Regions from separate parts of the Homo sapiens genome. Here region 2 is linked to region 1. The links are chromatin contacts, found by Hi-C or POLR2A ChIA-PET in ENCODE. All regions are on one chromosome and are shown on one strand. The core of a region is the stretch at or near the end of the contact, and the rest is flanking DNA. Distances in the headings are between cores, read along the strand shown.

Region 1 (5,757 bases), core at 1,490-3,989:
CAAATAAAAAACCACCACCAACACAACAACAAAATCCAGAGGCAGATGCAACCCCTACCCTAGCCCCTTCTACTGAGAAGACCCAAACACTCCCAACTCCTTATCCACCTACCACCGTGACTCTCTGCCACGCTACACCCCTGAGCTGACAAGGAATTGAAGGAGTTTGACTCAAAGTTCCTGGACCAATTTAGCTGACCTCTTCCTTGACTGAGAGAAAGGCAATGTGAAAGGTCTTCACCTAAATGTCTCTGGCCAGTTAGACCGGAAGAGATGGCAGCACAAATGCTGAGACCAACTTCCGTAGGAGTCACTGCCTCTCCTGAATGCCCTTGGCCACTAGGTGAGTTCTGGGCTTTGTCCAGCTCCAGGCTCAGGACATGACTTGCTGACACCAGGCTGTATGCCTCAACTCCTCTCCACCCTAATTATATGTAGACATGGGACCAAGCCCATCTGGACCCAACCAAGCTATGAGGAAACTCTTGGATGCGTGAGAAGGAGGGCACTGGGGCATTTCAGCAAGACTGACATCTAAATTTTCTGCCCTTATAGGGAGGAGGTTCTTGAACACTTGCTCCTTGGCGGTAAAATGAATCAAATTATTCCTACAAGAAAACGTTAGGTCCAAAGAATATGGTTGCCTTTGGTATTAACAACTTACCACCTGCACTTATCGTTATCTGTAAGATGTCACTCATGCCTGTAATCCCAGCACTTTGGAAGGCCGAGGCGGGCGGATCACGAGGTCAGGAGATCGAGACCATCCTGGCTAACATGGTGAAACCCCGTCTCTACTAAAAATACAAAAAACTAGCCTGGCGTGGGGGTGGGCGCCTGTAGTCCCAGCTACTCGGGAGGCTGAGGCAGGAGAATGGCGTGAACCTGGGAGGCGGAGCTCGCAGTGAGCCGAGATCACGCCACTGCACTCCCACCTGGGCAACAGAGTGAGACTCTGTCTCAAAAAAAAAAAAAAAACAAGAAAACAACAACAAAAAAGAAAACGACAATAAATCTAAATATGGCTGGGCGCGGTGTCTCACCTCTGTAATCCCAGCACTTTGGGAGGCCGGGGCGGGTGGATCACCTGAGATCAGGAGTTCAAGACCAGCCTGACCAATATGGTGAAACCCCGTCTCTACTAAAAATACAAAAATGAGCCATGCGTGGTGGTGAGCGCCTGTGGTCCCAGCTACTCAGGAGACTGAGGCAAGAGAATTGCTTGAACCAGGGAGGGAGAGACTGCAGTGAGCCGAGATCACACCACTGCACTCCAGCCTGGGTGCCAGAGTGAGACCCATCTCAAAAAAAAAAAAAAAAAAAAACAAACAAAAAAAAAAAAACAAAAAACTAAATACATCCCTTCTCCCTAAGGTTGGCAGCAGAATCCACACCATTCTAGAAGAACACTTTTTTTTTTTTTGAGATGGAGTCTTGTTCTGGCATCCAGGCTGGAGTACAGTGGTGCAATCTCAGCTCACCGCAACCTCTGCTGCCCAGGTTCAAGCAATTCTCCTGCCTCAGCCTCGCAAGTAGCTACAGGGATGCACCACCACGCCTAGCTAATTTTTGTATTTTTAGTAAAGATGGGGTTTCACCAGGTTGGCCAGGCTGATCTCGAACTCCTGACCTCATGATCCGCACCTCGGTCTCCCAAAGTGCTGGGATTACAGGCGTGAGCCACTGTGCCCCGCCATTTTTTTTTTTTTTTTTTTTTTTTTTTTTTGAGATGGAGTTCTGCTTTTGTTGCCCAGGCTGGAGTGCGATGGCGTGATCTCAGCTCACCACAACCTCGGTCGCCCGGGTTCAAACGATTCTCACCCGCCTCAGCCTCCCAAGTAGCTGGGATTACAGGCATGTGCCACCATGCCCAGCTAATTTTGTACTTTTAGTAGAGAGGGGTTTTCTCCATGTTGGTCAGCTGGTCTCGATCTCTTGACCTCGTGATCCGCCCACCTCGGCCTCCCAAAGTGCTGGGATTACAGGCTTGAGTCACCGCATCCGGCCAAGGACACATCTTAATTCCCCATGATCAGATATGCACAGACTCCCTTCTTTAAGAATAAGCAAGATCACAACAGACAGAAAATCAGCCAGGATGGTGGCTCACGCCTGTAATCCCAGCACTTAGGGAGGCAGAGGCAGGAGGATCGCTTGAGCCCAGGAAGTCAAGACCAGCCTGGGCAACATAGCACGACCCCATTCTCCACAAAAGGGGGGTAAAAGTCAACAGACACAGGAAAAGATTGAACAGTGCAAAGCTGACCGATCTGAAACGCCAGACTAATTGGCCCCTTTCAAAGACCACTGCAAGAAACTGGAGAAATGCTTAGAAAACGTTCACTTTGTATTCTCCGTGAATAATTACAGAAGAGAGAGAGGGAGACACTGCAGGTGGGCCTCCCTCTGTGGCTTCCTCATGGATGCCTGAGTCACCCACAAGCAGAGGAGCAGGGCTGGGCCCGGGTATCGGAGCTGGCGGCAAGACCACATGGGAGAGCCCCACCCTCCGCGCTGCCTGACACTGCATAGGTGGCGACCCTGTGGCAGCTCTGACCGTCCCTTTCTTTTTCATGGTTGTGTGTGATAACTGATCAACCCAGAACGGAAGGAACAGGTGGGAAATGTACAAGCATGGGTCACGGGGTTGGGGGGCCGGACCTTGAGTCACATCAGATAACGCGCCCGTCCCAGGTCTCCCAGCCCACGGTGAAGCCAGCACTGTGAGGCCAGCTTTAGTCTCCCAGCGTTTACACACAGGAACATGCTTTGCAATTTGAGACACACAAATCTGTGGTCTGGACTTGCTATCTTTGAGGATCAGCAAAGAATTGTCTGGCTCCCGGGATGTTTTTGTGCTGCAAAGCAGAAACACAGTTCTGGGTACTTCTCCATTTTGTCCTGTCAGGAAGGAAACATTTTTAAAAGTCACCCCATGTTCATGATCTTGAGAAATCCCCAGCAGAGTTAATAGACATCACAAGAACTGCAGAATCAACAACAATGTGTGTTTCTTTCCTCTCTGTGGCCATGTGCCCAGAGTGAGAGATGTAATATAAGAAGCAGAGAAAATTAGAGATGGAAAAAATCGCAGAGAGGGAATGACTGGCCAAGATGTGAATCCTAATAGCAAATGGAGATGCTTGTAAGCATTCACAGCAGCAAGCACTTGCCGAAATTGCTACTCATACCAGGAGTGTAAGTTCTCCGCACACAATTATGTGAACAGCACAGTAGGTGAGGTGATATGGGACTATTCTCAGAAATGATCTGCTCTTATTTTGCACAAGAAAAATCAATGTAAGGAAAATATTGTCATATTTATCCATCAAACGTCATGCAATGTTCAATGAGATTTTTATATGATTTTAAAGACATCCTTTTTTATATGTCAATCCCCATATGATCTGCCAGCAGGATTTACACATCACTGCACACATTATAGTGAGAACACAGAAATTTTATTTTAACTCTGATTGGGTCTACAAGATCTTTGCATTCTTTTCCTGAAGAAAAATAGCTTTTTCTTTCTTTTTTTTTTTTTTAACAGAAGAGGGGAAAGGGCCAGGATGGCTGCCAAGAACTTCTTGGTTTGGTTCCAAAGCATTTTGAGCAGAATCTCTCAGAATGTCAAATGTAACGTCCCGTTCAGGGATTCAGTGGGATTGTTGGTGATGTGAGAAGAGATTGGGAAATAGAAAGTTCTTTCTCAGTTCTTCTCTCTGCTATAGTAGAGACTGTTGACTTCTACTTCTGGAAACTCCTCTCTTAGCTTCAGGACTTATTCTGATCCTCTCTTCCTACCCTGTTACCAAAGGAAAAAAAGAAAAAAGCTTCTATGACAGTCCTCTTCATGATGCGGTTAACTCTCTGTGTTTTCAAACCACAGCCATTGGTCACTGGCTTGTCCACCTACATATACCCCTTTTCCTTAAGGCAAAGAGTTCGAGATCACCCAACTGGTATTTTTCTGTCACCCTACTTTAACTCAAGATTCATATTTTCAGCTGCCTATAAGACATTTACATTTTAAACTCCTGTCATCATCTCCAACTCAACATTTCCAAAATAAAACATACTACCTTGACCTGGAAATACACTTCCCATACAACTTCTGGATCCCTCCCCACCAACCCCAGCCTGCCACCACTTTTTTTTTTTTTTTTTTTGACAGAGTCTTGCTCTGTTGCCCAGGCTGGAGTGCAGTGGTGTGATCTCGGCTCACCGCAACCTCCACCTCCTGCGTTCAAGCAATTCTCCTGCCTCAGCCTCCCAAGTGGCTGGGACTACAGGTGCCCGCCACCACGCCCAGCTAATTTTTGTATTTTTAGTAGAGGCGGGGTTTTACCATGTTGGCCAGGCTGGTCTCGAACTCCTGACCTCGTGATCCACCTGCCTCGGCCTCCCAAAGTGCTGGGATTACAGGCGTGAGCCAACGTGCTCGGCACCTGCATCCCTTTCAAAGTCTCCACCATTGCCACAGTCATCTTGCTATAAATCTTAGGTGTAATTTTTTTTTTCTCCTCCATTTGCTGTATTCATTTGGCTATCAATTCCTATTGGCTCTTTTTTCTAAAATATTAGTATCTCTTCTAGCTTTACTTTCCTCTCCACTCCTCTGCCACCTGCTGTGGTATAACTCTTTGTGATCGCTTCATGATCTCATCTTGATTCCGCTGGCCCTGCTTCTCTCTCTAACTCCAGTCTCATGTACCAGTGCCTATCTAATCTTTCCGCCATGTCACTTCCATATGCAGAACCCATTAGTAACATCAAGGTAAAACTTCCACTTGGCTTTTTTTTTGGAGGGGGAGGACAGAATCTTGGTCTGTCGCCCAAACTGGAGTGCAGTGGCGCGATCTTGGCTCACTGCAAACTCTGCCTCTTGGGTTCAAGTGATTTTCCAGTCTCAGCCTCCCGAGTAGCTGGGATTACAGGCACCCGCCATCACACCCGGCTAGTTTGTTTTGTTTTGTTTTGTTTTGTTTTGTTTTGTTTGTTTTGAGACGGAGTCTCGGTCTGTCTCCCAGGCTGGAATGCAGTGGCACGATCTTGGCTCACTGCAAGCTCCGCCTCCCGGGTTCACGCCATTCTCCTGCCTCAACCTCCTGAGTAGCTGGGACTACAGGCGCCCGCCACCATGCCCGGCTAATTTATTTATTTATTTTTTAGTAGAGATGGGGTGTCACCCTGTTAGCCAGGATGGTCTCGATCTCCTGACCCCGTGATCCCCCCGCCTCGGCCTTTTTTTTTTTTTAGTAGAGATGGGGTTTTGACATGTTGGCCAGGCTGGTCTCGAACTCCTGACCTCAACTGGCCCACCCGCCTTGGCTCCCAAAGTGCTAGGATTACAGGCCTGAGCCACCACACCCGGCTCACAATACCTTTTACTGTATTAGCCAAACACAAAATGGATTGTGAGAACTCACTCAATAAATCTGTAATTGGTTTTTAAATATAATAGGATAGAACACATGTATATTAATTTTAGGCAAATAAAAAGTATATTTCAGCCCTTTAAGAATGTGAATCTAGCCAGGCGCAGTGGCTTACGCCTGTAATCCCAGCACTTTGGGAGGTCGATGCGGGTGGATCATTTGAGGTCAGGAGTTCGAAACCAGCCTGGCCAACATGGTGAAACCCTGTCTCTACTAAAAATACAAAAATTAGCTGGGCGTGGTGGTACATGCCTGTAATCCCAGCTGCTTGGGAGGCTGAGGCAGGAGAATCGCTTGAACCTGGGAGGTAGAGTTGCAG
Region 2 (5,757 bases), core at 2,160-4,659, 200 kb before region 1:
TCCGTGCGATGTAAAAATTCTTAACGGCAATTTGACTCAGTGATTCTTGCGTAGCCACTTAACATTATCAAAATCAGAACTTTTTCCTCTGAATTAATATGAGATTCTCATCAGGAACTATTCAAAATCTATGCAGTGCCCTCTCTTAATCATTATGGGGGGGGGGGTGCTTAGCTATCATTTATTGAGCACTGTGCTAAGCAACTCACATGTATTATTTCATTTGATACAACATTCCTAAGAGGTAGCATTGCCCCAGTTAAAGTACTGAGGAGTCTAGGAGTTAAATAAATTGCCCAGGGTCACATAGCCACTAAACCGAGACACGAATCCATGCTCTCACCACCAAACTATGTGTTTTATTATAATATTTCATGCCAGCATTACAATGGATGTGAAGGAGTTTGGTTATTAAGTATATACTTAGTGTTTTTGAAAAACCTTAATTAACAGATTTAAGAAATAAGCCTTTGTGTAAATCTAGTGATTGACTGGAAGGGGGCAAAAGCATGTAAATGTCTTTATGTTTTGATGTAGATAAATGAGGGTGTATGCAACCTAGTGGAGAAATTATGATGCCAGTTTTGTCCCTGGCCTGTGACCTCGAGATACATTACATGCCTCCTCTATCTCTTTCTGTTTGCAGGTGATCTAATATGTCTCTCTTTACATCACAGTGATGATGTGGCAGCCCTATGAGGTCTTTAAAATGGAAAATCTTTGAGGATAAATAACACCTACAGAAGTACAGTAAAATCCTCAAAAAAATACAGTACAGGTGTTAGGCATGTTTGGTTGAAGAGTAAAATGAGTAAATGCTAGTACTTACTCATTTTACTGAAGATTTCAAAAATGAGGAAGTGCTCACAAAGGTTAAGCCAGCACCCATATCTCAACTCTTCCTTCTGAAATCCTACTTCAGAGTTTGCCAGAAGCATACTATTGTTCAGAGAGAAAAAGAAGGAACTCTACTAAACAGTAAAAAGGAGAAGATCTTAGAATTCAAGTTATTTTCATTCATCTATAAAAGTGTTCCATTGCTAGGATACACTAATGCCACCTTAAAGGCAAGCATTGCTATGTCGGGCCTCGACAAAGGTGTACCAGGCAGCTTCAGTTAGCAATGCTTCTTTTGTTGGGCACTTCCTAAATGTTGATTACATTAATTTGAAATGTGGCTTCTTCTCAAATCCTTATTGGGTGAAACACAGTCCAATGAATATATAAAGAAACAAGTCCAAAAAAGGAGCCAAATATAGTAATGATGTGATAATGGACTTCTGTTGAAAGTTGTCAGTCAACTTGTCTGAGGAGAACCTTTGTCCTTCTCCCTTGTTTTTTCTCTTTGAGCTTTTATTTAGCTGTTAGAAAAGGAAGTGTATTATCTTGGTACAAAGAAGCTGTTAGAGAGACCCAAAGAGCCAGAGTTTGTTGCATGACACTTTTTCATCCTCTCTCATTAAAAGGGTACCAAGTCTTGCTTCCCAGGAAGAGGAGTACTGTGTAAATAATCTGTTCTAATATTTCTCTTATAGAATTTGATCAAAGATTCGTTTTTCAAAGGTGGTGATGATTGTGCCATTTATCATTTGTAGTAGAAACAGCAGTTTGTGCTGATCAGTGACTTTGAAACCTTCTTAAGATAAGCAAGTTTTAATGGCTTACCTCAAGTAACAGGAGCACTTGCTTCTTGTCAGCATCTATCACAGTGACTCATTTTATGGAGTCAAAATAGCTTATAATTGTTACCACAAGAGTCCAGTCGTTCCTGCCATTTCTTAAAAATTAATGGAGAAGTCGTGCCGATTTTGTGGCCATGGAAAACTGTACCCAAAGATAGTGAAGTGCTGTGACATCAAAGTGGCAATACCAGACTACAGATTTTTAGCTCCATGCCTGCTCAGTAAGCCATTATTATGTGGTTACCGTTTTGTCCTCAAGGAATTTTCCTGTTGCTAAATCACGCATACTTGAAGAATTCATTATTTTGGTTTGATAAATGTGTCTTTTGAAACATGTTTTTCCTCTGGCATACTATGGGATCTGTCATTTGCATTCTGAATTAAAAACAAAAATGTTACTATTTTTGTTTACCATAATAATCCAAATAATTTGCCAAAGATTGAGTGTCCCTATCAGGGCTGCCATGACTTTGGCATCCTGGAACTTGCAGGAACTGCCAAGTTATCATAAGATGTATATATTCAGTTTCACTTATAAGTGTTATTTCTTTAGCTGGATAGTTTTGCCATATATATCAAGTACCAACAAATTGGTTGATTATATGTAACACAATGAAGTAGAAATTCATTAGGTTTTTTTCACTTGCCTTGTTTTACCAAAATCTTAAATGTAAATTTCCAATATCTTAGTTTTCTTTTCTTTTCTTTTCTTTTTTTCTGAGACAGTCTTGTTCTGTTGTCCAGGCTGGAATGCAGTGGTGCAATTGCAGCTCACTGCCACCTCCGCCTCTGGGTTCCAACAATTCATGCCTCAGCCACCTAAATAGCTGGGATTACAGGTGTGGGCCATCACGTCCGTCTAGTTTTTGTATTTTTAGTAGAGATGGGGTTTCACCATGATGGCCAGGCTGGTTTCAAACTTCTGACCTCAGGTGATCCGCCTGCCTTGGCCTCTCAAAGTGCTGGGATTACAGGCCTGAGCCACTGTGTCCAGTCTCTCTTAGTTTGCTTAATCATACTTGTATACTTGCTGTTTTATTCTGTTTGTTTCACACTGTTCTTATTTTCATCTGTAGACAGGAAGGTTAGTAAGTACTAAGTTTCTAAACAGTCTGTGGAGATAAGGTTCTGTTTTTCATATGTTTGGGTAGCAGAGGTCAAAGCAGGGAACAAAGGTCATGGATGTCAGTGATAAACCACAAAGCCGAGGCAAAAGACAGTAAATCTGGGGAAGAAAGGCATTTGAGGAACTGTATGTATAGAAGTTCCCCAGACCGCAGTCAACCAACTGCATGCTGTTCTGTGAGCCGGAGAGAGGTTGACTGCGGTCTGGGGAACTTCTATACATACAGTTCCTCAAATGCCTTTCTTCCTTTATGCTACATCTTCCCCAAATTTACTGGGGTCACTGGCAAAATATTGCCCTGCACAAAGCTGTCAACAGATACAAATATTAAGTTGACAAACTCTTTTAGATGGAGGCAGTAAGGAGAGCATGCCTTAGAGAGAAATCTGTTTGCACTTTTATAAAATTAATGTATTCTATTCCCCTCACTATTGCTGGTAAGTTGGTGTTACAGCCTCCATTGCTGTAACCATGTTTCTCCACATAGTAAATCAGCCCTAAGACACAGAAGAAACCCAGAAGATTTGGCAGTGCCGACAGGCATAGTGTGGCAGTTCTGCTCTGCTGGTCTCTGAGTGGCCATACTAAGTCTGAAGGGTGAATCAGATCAGACCCATCCCTGGAACCAGACTGGCACTGTTTCTTTTGCCATCTTCACATTCTTGGAATCTGTGCTCATAAGGGAGTGCCACATAGCCACAGTGCCACAATGTTGTATGCTCTTAACTACCTCTTTTATATAAGCAGGGCTTTGGTTTGAAATGTTGCCCCATGTTTGTCACAAAGAAGAGCATGTGTCAATAAGAGCTTTTATACAGATGTATTAATGACAGCTTTTATTATATAGGCCCACAGCTCCTTATGGACATTATCTCATTGTCGCTCTCTTTCTCCCTCATAGGAAACGGGTAGGTGGGGACACTATCATCGTTACTCAAGAGGTGACGGGATTTCCCAGGGTTCTGGAAGAAATGCCTGAGCAAGGAGAGCATAGCGTGACTTAGGTTCATCTCAAATAACTCTAATGTCTAACATTTCTTGATTAAAGAAAGCTGTTGTAGAAGCAGCAAATCAGAATCCCCGAGTCAAGGAAAACTTTGTAACAAATTTAACTGTACTTTAAGATTCATGACACAGGGCATTTTCACCAGTTTTCAAGTCAAGACTGTGGTTAGATAGTAACCAGTGAAAAAGAATCCAACAGATACAAGCCGCAATGTACTTTGCAGACATCTCATCTACCTATCTTTCTCCTATTTTTCAGGAAACAGATAGTGGGGGGCTTTTCATTCTCTGACCTGAAGGGGTTGGAGGTGTTATTACTGGGCTCATTAGGGTCCAGTATCTTATCAAGTTGTATCCAATCCTGGACAAGTATTTACCAACAAATTAGTAGGCAAGGCCTCCAGGATCTGCTGCGACTGGGTTATTCTGTTGAAATGTCTCTGCCCCTGGGGCAGCTCAAAATCAGACCTGTACGGCTGTGTACCAAGTTGTACAGAATGAATGAACAGAAGTAACCCGAAGCCAGTGGATCACGAGGTCAGGAGATCGAGATCATCCTGGCCAACATGGTGAAACACCATCTCTACTAAAATACAAAAAATTAGCCGGGCATGGTGGTGTGCACCTGTAGTCCCAGCTACTTGGGAGGGCTGAGGCAGGGGAATCGCTTGAACACAGTGGGTGAGGTTGCAGTGAGCTGAGATTGCGCCATTGCATTCCAGCCTGGTGACAGAGCAAAACTCTGTCTCAAAAAAAAAAAAAAAAGTAACCCACGTGCCTTTGTCATTTTCTTTTTTAAAGAACCCAAAATATAATATGAGGAGAATTTGATATTACAATAAAGTTATCTATTTTCCTTTAAATATGAGCTTAAGTTACCCATTTTTTGTACTTTAACAGCCTTTGCTTTACCGTAAAATTCAGTAAAAGGAAAACAGAATTGATATACAAAAGCTCAGTTTGTATATCTTGGGCTCTTTTATATATTAATACATTACATTCTTGAATATAAGTGATATTTAAATGCCAACATGTTAATGAGTTTGCTCACTCTGAAATTTTGTGGAATTTAGTTACCATCAGATTTCACTGAATGTGAGAAGAGTAGAATAAGAGGACTTGTAATAGTTAAATTCTCTGGTTGATTCTGGTACCTTATCTCTTTAATCAATATTGTGCTCTGGAAATTTGAGTTTCTGAAATCTGCTCACAGAATTGACCTGCAATAGCATATCAAGGGAAGGATGCTTTCAAGATTATTCAGTAGCCAAAAAAAGAGACCTCTTGGGATTTGGTGGTGATTGAATCTGGAAAATTTTACCTTCCAGATGCTTGTGTATATGTTTGAGATGTTTTTATCCCAACCACATGAATATTGTTTTTAAATGACAAATGACTTACTGTTAAAGCCAGAGTAAACAGATCAGTAATGTTTTTTGTACAGTTGGGCTGAGTGTGTATACAATGAAGTATTTAGTGCAGGAGGCCTGTTACAAATTGTTTATTGGTTAAGGTTTGCCTCTGAGTATGGATTTTTGTGAAGAGTTCTGGTTTTGGTAACTACTAACTTTGAATACTATTTTATTTTTTTTTAATTGTGCAAACCATCAAAAAAAAAAAGGAGATCATGTCTTTGTCACCACTCTTTTTATTTCCTAATGAGTTGCTACTCTTCATTTATCAAAAGAAGGTGCCACTTCAGGGAGCAGAACTACAACCATCTTACATTAAACTCTAACATAGCATTAGTTTTATAGGAAAACAAACTCAGTTGCCAAATTTTTGCCTCAAAACTTATAACTGCTTTTCTTTCCTCATGCCTCCCCTTTCAAAATACTCCACTTTTATTTCTAACTCTCACCTTGCATGCTACCCCTAAACCCTGTCCTCAACTTTTAATTTCGTAAAGTGTTTCTGAATTACGTTAGTCCAGTGAGATGCTCT

The links. Hi-C counts contacts between places; a loop is a spot of excess contacts on that map. ChIA-PET counts read pairs that join two places held with the same protein, here RNA polymerase II (POLR2A). Pooled maps may share reads with other maps.
Region 2: a loop to region 1 is called in a pooled map, with 2.0 times the contacts of the local background. The contact joins two enhancer-like sites. A Hi-C loop is called at or near these places in 1 of 37 single-sample maps with no recorded cell type and 1 of 50 pooled maps. POLR2A ChIA-PET finds 5 or more read pairs at or near these places in 1 of 52 experiments (OCI-LY7).

What each region holds. Positions count from the first base shown.
Region 1 is chr4:169,077,557-169,083,313 of GRCh38, forward strand. No RefSeq gene overlaps it. Among named protein-coding and RNA genes, the nearest start is that of CBR4-DT, 70 kb to the left of the region's middle. RefSeq lists a silencer at 2,484-2,543. Within about 2 kb of position 2,740, at least 29 of the 41 ENCODE cell types and tissues checked have a DNase peak (open chromatin) inside an H3K27ac peak, as active enhancers do.
Region 2 is chr4:168,878,527-168,884,283 of GRCh38, forward strand. The region is part of intron 10 of PALLD (palladin, cytoskeletal associated protein); the gene reads left to right. Among named protein-coding and RNA genes, the nearest start is that of CBR4, 130 kb to the right of the region's middle. RefSeq lists an enhancer at 2,661-2,910. Within about 2 kb of position 3,410, at least 2 of the 41 ENCODE cell types and tissues checked have a DNase peak (open chromatin) inside an H3K27ac peak, as active enhancers do.